Linked DNA regions of Homo sapiens: region 2 is linked to region 1. Evidence: chromatin loops called from intact Hi-C (ENCODE). Cell type or tissue: Caco-2. All regions are shown on one strand. Links, peaks and the distances in the headings refer to the core of each region. The heading gives the core; the rest is flanking DNA.

The links. Peaks named below come from ENCODE experiments on the same cell type or tissue, not always from the same donor. Only the 100,000 strongest peaks of a DNase experiment are listed, where the experiment ranks them.
Region 2: a loop joins it to region 1, with 14 times the contacts of the local background. A loop is called at or near these places in 4 of 110 quality-filtered maps.

What each region holds. Positions count from the first base shown.
Region 1 is chr3:53,708,005-53,713,379 of GRCh38, reverse strand. All of the region lies in intron 9 of CACNA1D (calcium voltage-gated channel subunit alpha1 D), which reads right to left. Among named protein-coding and RNA genes, the nearest start is that of CHDH, 140 kb to the left of the region's middle. In Caco-2, for the core only: a CTCF peak has its summit at 3,016 (motif pointing right); a DNase peak (open chromatin) is centred at 3,059.
Region 2 is chr3:53,528,608-53,533,982 of GRCh38, reverse strand. All of the region lies in intron 3 of CACNA1D (calcium voltage-gated channel subunit alpha1 D), which reads right to left. Among named protein-coding and RNA genes, the nearest start is that of CACNA1D, 37 kb to the right of the region's middle. RefSeq lists an enhancer at 1,757-2,258. In Caco-2, for the core only: CTCF peaks have their summits at 1,841 and 2,091 (motif pointing left); a DNase peak (open chromatin) is centred at 2,042.

The sequences.
Region 1 (5,375 bases), core at 272-5,271:
AAATGATGGAAGAAATGTCAGGAAAGCCTGGTGCTTATCATCAGGTGACAATGGGACAAGTGCCTCTTTTCCCCTATGCTTGGCTACCAGATCTGTAAGATGAGTTGTAGGACAGTATCATCTCTAAGATCCATTTACCTCTGACCTGCTATAACTGCAGGAAGGCAGAAACGCCCACATGCTGGCTGGTTTTACTACCAACAACCAGGGGGTTTCCCTTGCATTCCCCCAGCTCTGCAAGGAGGGGAGGGCACAAGAAGTGAGCCCCTGCCCACCACCCTCAGGAGGGAAGCCAGGGGTCCAGCCAGCAGCCTGCACTGGAGAACTGAGTCCAAGTGCTCTGCATGTAGAATGTCCCAGAGAATGGGGTGCAGCACAGGAAGCAGTAGCTCCCCAGAGGCCTCAGGGCGTCACAGGAGAGCCTCAGTCCTCCAGTCAAGGCACCCCGAAGGGAAGGCTTGCCACACATCAAACTGAGCCCAGAGCCCTCCAGCCTCGTCTAGAACCTGTCCCATTAGTAGCCTCATTCACAGATGTCTTTGGCCTCAGAGCCTCACTCCTCTGTTCTCCACAGGACAGACTTTTTTGCACACTCAGGAATTTATTTTAGCATTTCCTTCCACCTCCAAGCAGCCTAAAGCTTCTCATTCTTTTCAAAGGTAAGGGTAGGGGGTGAGGCTGGACAACTGAGCAGTGGCTGAGTTGTGGCTGCCTTCCTAGGGGACAGGGTACCTGACACCTAGACCTCATGTTTTCATCTTATTTTCATGACAAACATGAGCAGTACCATGACGTACAGGCCTGCCAAATCCAGAAGAAGCCCACACACCCCCTAAAGGCACATGCACATGCTAGTAGAGACACATTAGGCCACCACAGAGTAACAGCCTCTTGCTGCTGTAAAGAAGCCAGGCTCTTCTTGGAGAATGGAGGTCAAGGCCAGACCAAGGTTTCCATGTCTCAAGCAAGAATTATGCCCAGACAATAACTATCTCCGCGTGTTCAGGGACAGGGGCAGCCCAGCATCCATATGAGGGCTCGTGCCCCACCTGGTGCCAGCAGGGTCGGAGTCCTTCCTGAGTCCCCAGGTATTTCAGTCAATAAAAAGCCATTCCCACTCAAAATAAAGTTCCTTAAATGTGTCAGCCTGCTTCCTCTCCCTGCAGATCTCAGAAAGACAATGGAGAAGGCACAAGAATCCTTAAAGAATCACAAGGCCCAAGCCTGCATTCAGCAAGGCAGAACCAAGGAGGGGTGTTTTCTTTTCTGGGGACAGAAATCATTTATCTCCTTTTGGTAACCTCTCCAGAGCTATATTCCTATGTCAGTCTTTAAAGATGTTTTTTCTTATGTCCATGACACTATTTCCTGCTTAGCTGAAGGCCATTCTTCTTGCAGACACCTTCAGGTGCTGCATCAAGCCCAGCCTCCTGTTCATAAACCTTCCGTGAATGCTACAGATAAAAAAGGCAGCCCCAACTCTGCCCCTAACTCACTGTCCCACCTCAGGCAAGTTCCACCTCCTCTTCTCCCTCCTTTGGGGTCCACAACGTGCTGAATGACAAGGGCTTATATCTGATAATCTCTTAATTCCTTTTCACTTTTAGGCCTTCTGATGAGACCTAGACTCTAATATAACCCTCTTCAGATATCCACGGGTTGTTCCCATCTGCGTCCCATAACCTCTCAGCTCAGCATTCCCATGGGGCCAGAGGCCACTTCAAAGAAAAGAGTACAGTGTGTCCCCTCTGTTCCCTTAGTTGTTGGCTTCACGTCCCTGCTGTCTGAATCTCCTTAAACAGACTTTCCCCAGAGTCAGGTGACCAGGGCCGATCCTGGTGGCAGAACTGGGTCGACTGTGCTGGTGTGCATAGGCAAAGCTTTGTGCTGCTGTCGAACCACTGCCATGACTTGGGCAGAGCAAGGCAGGGAGCCAGCTGCTCACCTAACTGTCTGCCTGGGGATGGGCCTGACAGCTACTCCAGGGATTCTGAGGAAGGGTATGTTTAGCATCATTTTAGGACATATCTGGAAATATAACTTTCCCACACGAGCCCATTCTCACTTTCAAAGGCAAGTGCCCCCAAATCTTTGCATCCCTGAAGTCTATTTTTATTTATTTTGATTTTTTAAGAGACAGAGATCGCACTCTGTTACCCAGGCTGGAGTGTAATGGCGCAATATCGCTGACTGCAGCCTCGAACTCCTGGGCTTATGCAATCCTCTTGCCTCAGCCTCCCAAGTAGCTGGGGACTATAGGCATGCACCACCACACCTGATTTTTTTGTTTGCTTCTTTGTTTACAATTTTTGGTAGACACAGGGTCTCACTTTGTTGCCCAGGCTAGTCTCAAACTCCTGGCTTCAAGTGATCCTCCTGCCTCGGCTTCCTAAAGTGCTGGAATTACAGGTGTGAGCCACTGCATCCAGCTAATTTCATTCTTAAAGCTGCCACTACTAGCTTTGGCATAGTCCTGGGCAAAGTAGCCAGAGACTAAAAGACAGAGAAGCAATTTGAAACATGTAGCCTGGAGAAAAAAAAATCAATCAAATAACATTATTGGAATTTCTAAACGGTTTAAATTTAAAAAAATCATTTGGGGAAAAGTATTTTAAAAGTCTGCCTTCCAGTCTAAGAATATTCATGCCGAATCAAGTACATTTTTTGAGTTGGTTCAGCTGCTTCTTTATAAGGTACAGTTCAAACAAAAAGAAAACTGCAATGCTATCTTGGTAAGGGCACATTATTTTGGAAAAAGACAAGAAGAAAGAAATCAAGCAATTAAAATATAGGCATCTTCTGAACACACCACACGGCACATGCACTTCACACAATGCCTATGTGCAAGGAAAAGGTATCAGAGATGTTGCGGAAAAAGAAAGCTCAGTCTCAGCAATTTACCATGATCTTTAGCCCTGCGTTGCCGAAAGCAGCAAAACTTCTTTTTCTTCTTATCCTCTTTAAGCAAGTCGGCCACTGTGACCCCTTCAGGTTGAACACAGGCAATTTCATTATGAAGCAGCAGAGGGCAGCAACAGCAGCCAAACCAGGGCCCCACGCGGCCAGCCCTGCCAGCCAGGTTGCCTCACGCAATGGACGCCCGCCTGCCCCAGACCCCTCCTGCTAGGAATCCAGCTCAGCATCAGAACAGCGGAGAGGAAGTGCCCTTTCCACAGCTATTACACAAACACCTGTCTTTAAGAACCTGTTCTAAATCAACAACCAGCTAACCCATGCTAGATAAAGGTTTCCAGGGTTTGGCTTCCCATCTAAGTAGGGTATTAAGGAAAAGGCACTTTAGGGGGAGTCAGGAGCCCTGTACAGACTGGATATGTGATTCCAAACAGCACTACCATATGGGACAGGACAGGTGGGAGTTCAAAAGGTGGGCTCTGGACTCTGACAGGCCAGGTCTAACCCCAGCCCTGTCACTTCCATGTCAGAAGACTGTGGACAGGTTACCTGATACTGTGAAGCCTTAGTTTCCTCCACACCTGTAAGATGTCAATAATAATTGGACCTGTACTGCGTAAGGTTGTTGTAAGAGGTGAACAGTGGAGACAGTAATAAAAGCAATGTGCCCAGCTTTGGCAAGGCACAATCAACCACCACTACTGTCATCACTACGACTCTCCCATGACCACCAGGTCACGAGAGAAATGACTCTAGGATCTTTAACCCCTTGCAGCCCCATGATTCCATGATCACTCTAAGCCAGCTAGTCTTTAGAGTACGGACCCTGTGCTCTAGGGGAGGGTTGTGCGAAGCAGTGTGAGACAGCAGCAGGAATGCTGGAGTAAGCAAGGGCATGGGCAGCACAGACACCTGCACACTATGGGTAGGCAGAATACTCACGTTCCTAAAATGTGCATCCTTTCTGACACAGCAGACCCTTTTCTTGTATCCTCTCCCACAAAACCATGAACACGAGCACGCAGACACAGGGGCATGTGTTTGCAGGGGTTAATGATAGTTAGCCTGCAGACTGTGGCAGAGCTTGGGTTCAAATCCCAGCTTTGCCACGTAAGTCACATGGCCTTGGGAAGCTACTGAACTGCTTTGTGCTTTAGTTTCCCCATCTGTCAAGTTCCTGTCTCACAGAGTTGTGTGAAGAAGAATGAATGTATTCACCCACAGCCTTTGGAACAGTGTCTCACACACAGAAAGCACCTGACAAATGCTAGTTATTATTACTCTATGTTCTTTCATTCAAGAAGGAAGTAATGGCATGCTCATGTATGGGACAAGCACTGTGCTGGGTGCAGCCACACAACAGAGGGCAGAAACAGACCCTATTCCTGCTGCACCCATGGAGCTGATGGTCTCATGGTGGAGAGACCTCTATAAAGTAGAGGTCCACGTGCTGTAGAGTGCATAGTCCATTGTAGCAGTTTTTATAATGGCAATTTATTGAAAAGAGCCAACATTTTGCTTTAAAAACATGGGAAATATCTGTGGTACATGGTTCAGTGAAAAATACCTGTGTTGGGCATCTTAGGGTGGAAGCTATATGCATGCGGTCTGTGTCATGTATTATGTGCAGTGAGGTGGGGAAGTAGAGGCCCCAAACTTCTAAGTCTGCCTCTCTTTAAGGAGAAGGAAGAGAGAATTTTTTTCTTACTTTATATACTTTGAAATTACATGAATTTTTTATGTAGGCAAATATTACTTCCATAATTAAAATGTATTAAAAACAAATAAAACAACCCTGATTTGAGACTGCAAACTTGGCTGGAGTACCCACTCCTTGTCTCCACAGTGGGGCAACAGTCCCTGAGTCCAGCTCCCATCAGCTCTTAGGAGGCTGAAGGTGATGGCAGACATGCAGGCACTTTTAGAAATTACCACTGCTTTCTATCACCCCTGTGGAGAGAGTCTGCCTGTCCAGACAACTACTCCCAGTGCCACCCCAATGGAGACAGTGTCCAGCCACTGACCCTAGGGCCAGCCCCTGAGTCAGCCCTCCCACTTCCCAGTGAAAGCACTTCCAGCTGCCTCTCCAGTGAGGGCTCTTGACCTGGACGCATATTTACCGTATGCCACTCTAACTGCTGCTGTTTGCTTTACAGCTTTTACTTGAGTATCTTCCATTTTGAACTTGTGCCTTGAGGTAGTTCAATGGTGATGAAAGCAGTTTTGTAAATCAAAATTTCAAAACACAGTCTTTCAAAACAGGACCAGCAAATTGCTATGCCTTATGCTTGCAACCAGCTATAACGTCCTGGTTTTCTGTCCACCCCCAAAGCAAACATTGCAGTAAGAGGCAACTAGGTAGCACATGCAAAAGAGAGGCAGCTAGGGCAACCTGCTCCACCAAGCCCCAGGGTGGCAGAGTCCCCGGGCAGGCAGGGGCAGTGCCCATAGCCTCCAGGACC
Region 2 (5,375 bases), core at 176-5,175, 180 kb after region 1:
TTTTAATAATATTCTTCTGAAATGTATTGCCTATATGATGGATCGATCATATTTGTAATTATTAACGATGATGCTATTATCCCCGTTAAATGCCTAAAAATGCAGTAACCATCTCAGTACCCAGCGTATTGAAGGAAATGCCAAATAAGTGTTTGTCAAGTAAATTACAACTACTTGTAAAAGCCAGGCTGAAAAAAGGAGACAGTGACACCTAGTAACTATGCCCAAAATCTATCCTTCCCTGTCCAGGAGCATCAGGCAGCAGCTGCACGTGCTCAGCGCCCACGGCCATAGCAGCCGTGGAGGAGGCAGGCTGGGGACCCCAGGGAAGCTGCCTCAGGCCTGTCACAAAGAAGAGTGAGTGCTGCGGTCCCTGCACCCTCTGGGAATCCCAGGTCTGCCTACAAGGTCAGAACTGAATGTTACCCACCAGCACTGTTCTATCAGGAAAACAAATCATTTTTATAAAGAAAAACTCTCCCCTGATTCTGACCACACAGAAGAAGACAGAAAAATGAGCTGCAAAGACCATCTGATAGGGAATAACATAATACAAGAGAATACAAAAATCTATCCCAAACTTTTTTGGCCAAAGTCACCCCAATCTCTTTCCCATTTGCCGAATGGCCCTCTCCTCCCACATACGCGATTTTTAAACGTAGACCCGATCTACTTCTCAAAGTATTTAAGGTGATATACAATAAACAATAAGACTATCAAAATGAAAATGGGGAGGGAATCACATAAAAAAGTTAAAAACATAAATTTTAAACCTTGGCCAATCCAGCAACTATAATCAAGCAATAAATTTAGCTCTGAGCTTCTTTGAAGCCAAGACAAAAGGGGAAACATGATGGGAAACACAGATATATTAATAACTTGGAGAGAGATATCTCAGAGGGATCATGGCTAAGACATCAAAAGAAGTTTGATCTAGCAAAGAGCCTAGGTCGAAGTGCAAAATTCTCAGTTTGTATCTCAGCATCCTCACCCACTGGCTGTGCAGTTGTGGCCAATGTTACAGGAACAAAAACCTCCTCATGACCCTAGGCATGTTCAGTCAGGGGTCCCGGAGCCTGACAGAGCACCAGCACCTCTGCTGCCAAGATGTCATGCATCAGGCTCAACGTCACACCGCTGGATAAAAGGAGAGCGGGGGCTGGAGTCTGAGGTTGCTGTGTTCTGTTAACACACTCACTGCCTCTCTATTCCTCCCAGCTAAAAAAGTGTCTACCTCATCAAACTTAAGAACAACATAAAATCCAACTAATTTAAAGGGTTTTGAAAAAACGCATCAAAAACATAAAAGCAATATACATGCAAAAGCCAACTGAACAATATAATGAAAGTCTCAAATTCTAGTCAATAGGCCACTTTTCTTAAAAATCAAGAGACATGATAAAGTTCCAGTACCACCAAAAAGTGCTTAACACTTATCTTTATCCATCTCTTCATTCTCTTCACCTGTTGTGAAGTGCCCACTTGGTACTTCTCTCCAAATTTTGCTCACGCACCTCCAGATGCAACCTCTTGGGGCCTCTGTTTACACCTCAGTGGGATAGAAAAAACATCAGCCCTATGGTGTGATTGTGACTATTGGAGACAATGCCTGGAACAAAGCCATTGCTCCATAACTGAGAATAATCATGTGGTTAAAGTCTCACCTCCAGGCAGCATCCTCTGCACTCCACATTTTCTCTCTCCCTTATTCATTTCCAGATCCCCCTGCAGGACACAGAGTAAGATACCCACTGACTTCTTGTGGTCTACTTCCTGGGTGTTGTTTCAATGGGCTTTGTTATAACAGGACTAGTCTTCTGTAAATACAACTTGGTAAATAGGATGAAACATAACTTTGCGACAATTCAGTAGAAATAGGCATACAAACCTGGGCCTGATGACACTCACCTCCCCTTGGCTATAAACATTACCCTACCTGTTAAGTCAGTAATCCTTTGGGAGAGCGCTTACTGAGTATCTATGATATGCAAAGACCAAAGACCGAGGGGATCCCTGGTGTAGAGCAAGCACACACCTGTTATTAGCTACCTGCCACCTGCTGGGCATGCAACATACATTGTCTCAAATTCTAACCACCCTGCAAGGCAAGCTTCCTTGTTCTTTTAAGAAAAAAAGTAGACCAGCAAGATTGATTTGCTCAAGATTACACAGCCTGGAATCTTGTCATGGGCATGTCTGACTCTGATAGCAATACCCTCAAAGAAACTGTCAGAGAAGACTCAATAAGAAGAAAGTTGAGATACAGAAACCAAAAGGAGAAGGTAATTCAGAAATTCAAACAGAGTGGGTGTGATGGGAAGAATTCATTAATAAGAAGGTACCTCTGTAGAAAAATCTTACCAGACAGTCTGGAAGTGAAGGAAACAGCCAATAGTCCAGGGGGGTCAATCCAGAGAAATCAAGCCCCCACCAAATCATTTAACTTTGTTTCTTTTAGCCTAAATTATCTGCTCTGACACTTTATAACCTAAATGTTCTGGTTGTTGCAAACACTTCACTTCCCATTGTGTGGTTTAAAGACATGTTTTTCCTCCTATCTCCAAATATCCAAAACCTATGTGAGAATGTCATTTTTTTTAAGTCTCTATTCTATATCACTTTTCTAAAAATCAGAGTTAGACTATAATCTGCTAACGTAAACCTTGTCTTCTCAATTACAATTCCAAACGCATTATTCTTAAGGGTATATTAAACCATACACATCCAAAAAATAGATCCTAAAGGAAAGAAACACGGGGAGCTTGATTAGTTAGTTAGGGAAGGCTTCCTGAAGGAGGCCAGACTTGATATGTCTACAAAAATGAGGAGGAGGCTGGGCACAGTGGCTCATGCCTATAATCCCAGTGGGAGGCTGAGGCAAGAGGACTGCTTGAGGCCAGGAGTTCAAGACCAGCCTAAGCAACATACTGAGACCCTCACCTCTACAAAAAAAAAAAAAAAAAATTAAAATTAGCTGGGCATGGTGGGACTCTTATAGTCCCAGCTACTCGGGAGGCTGAGGTAGGAGGATTGCTTGAGCCCAGGAGTCAAGGCTGCAGTGAGCACTGATTGTGCCACTGCACTCCAGCCTGGGCAACAGAGCAAGACCTTGTCTCAGAAAAAAAAAAAGAAAAGGAGGATGTGCACGGGTGCAGAGCAAGTGTGGGGGACATTTCATGCTGGGGAACATTTTAGGCAAATGGTCCCCAAGACCTTTTCGATAAGGATACTCCAGCGAAACAAATGAGACTGTTACAGGAGGCAGCACTGAGGCAGGGCAGGTGGCATTGGAGAACATGCACACCACCCCATGGGCACCGTGCAACACCACCCACCACCCATGGAAGTGGTGACAACAGTGGGGAGGGGAAGCCTGTCAAGCAGATGTCACCAGGTGCTTCAAGCAGTGTTGTAGGTCCCTGCTTATAGGTGCCAGGCCAACTCACCCACCTTCCTTCGACTCTTGGAAAGAAAATAGTGGAGGTCTTTCTAAATCATGTGAGACAATAACTCCCCCAGAGGTGCCATCCTCTAGATTCCAGGGGATAAAGACGAGCACAAGAAGTACTGCTGAGCACTTTGTGTGGGATGTGTGTCTAAACACGACAATCTGAAGACAGAGGTGTAGAAATTGGCAAGTTTCCTAAAGCATGACAACACACACCCAAAACTCTTCCATAATGATTCCCTTTTTCCCTGTATTTTTCCTGGATGCACCATCACTATGGGAACCAGGATGGTTACTCCCAATTCCCTGTCACCCACCGCTTATTTAATAAACGATTTCTACTTTACTGAAATTGATGCTTCGTTTTCTTCTAATTCCATTCTATACTTTACCTCTGCTCTGAGTTACACTGAATTTATAACCCTTCTTTTAAACAGAAGTCTTGCAAGAACAAACTACAGCAGTATCAGCAACCAACAATGCCACCAATACAGATTAAAAAAACATTCTTATCTGAGGCCAGGTAACCAAATTTATGCAAAATAACTCAACAGATGCTGGTCAGTACTAGCTGACCCATGAATTTAAGCTCTTACTTGGAAGAAATACAACCCAAAGAGGAGAGAAAGGAAAAAAATGAGTCTCATATTAACATACAATAAAACCTTATTAACTGATAACTCCATAAATTATGAGTGGCAATCAGATAGATAATTCATTCTCTCAGTGATAAAAGAAATTTTGCTAATAAAATATAAGTACAATTTTAGCATAAGGAATGGTATGAGTTGCTCAACCCACTTAAAGTATTTCCCAGCCTCTCTGATGCACTGCTTCATACACAACAGTTATGTATGCCATTTCACAGATACCTCATGTTACTTAGCAGAGACTCTTGGCTGATCATTAAAATAATTCTAACTCTTTACCTAACAGTCATCACTCTACACACTTAAAGAAAACTAGACTTCTGCTGCTGGTCATGACAGAGCAACTGGTACCACACTATTTCTCACATTATGAGTCCAGCACAACCCAGACACCAAAGCCAGACAGGGACATTACAAAGAAAATGTACAGACCCAATATCCCTCAAGAACATACATGTAAAAAGCCTATGCTAAAATACTAGAAAATCAAATCCCTCAATATATAAAAAGGATAATATATCAGGACCAAGTGAGGTGCGTCCTGGGAATGCAAAATTGGTTTAACATGCAAAATTCAATGGAATTTACCACAATAAAATAAAGGAGAAAAACCATATGATTATCTCAATACATGTAGAAAAGACATTTGACAAAATTCAACATCCTTTCATAATAAAAACTCTCAGGAAAATAGAAACAGAAGGAAACTTCCTCAACCAATAAAGGACACCTATGCAGAACCTCCAACTAACACTGTACTCAGTGATGAAAGAATAAACACTTTCTGAGTTCAAGAAGAAGGCAAGAATGTCTACACTCTTACCATTTCTATTCTATACCATATGGAAGGTCTTAGCCAATGTTACAAGGCAAGAAAAATACATACATACATATATACATAAATAAGTATTAGAATGGAAGAAACAAAACTATCTTTATTCACAAAATAATTGTGTTCATAGAAAATTCTAAAGAATCTTCAAAAACTACTGGAAGTAATAAGTAAATGTGACAAGGCGGCATGTACAAGGCAACATATACAAAAATCAAGCATGTTTCCATATACTAGTAATAAACAACTAGAAGATTCTTTTTAAAATTCTATGTGCAATAAAATCAAAAATAATATAAAAATTAGGGATAAATAAAATACATGTAAGACCTCTATACTAATAACATTGCTGAGAAAAATTAGAGAAGATCTAAAGAGATACATCACACTCAGTGATTAGAAGACTCAATGTTCTTAAGCTATCCTTCTCCCCAAATTGACCTAT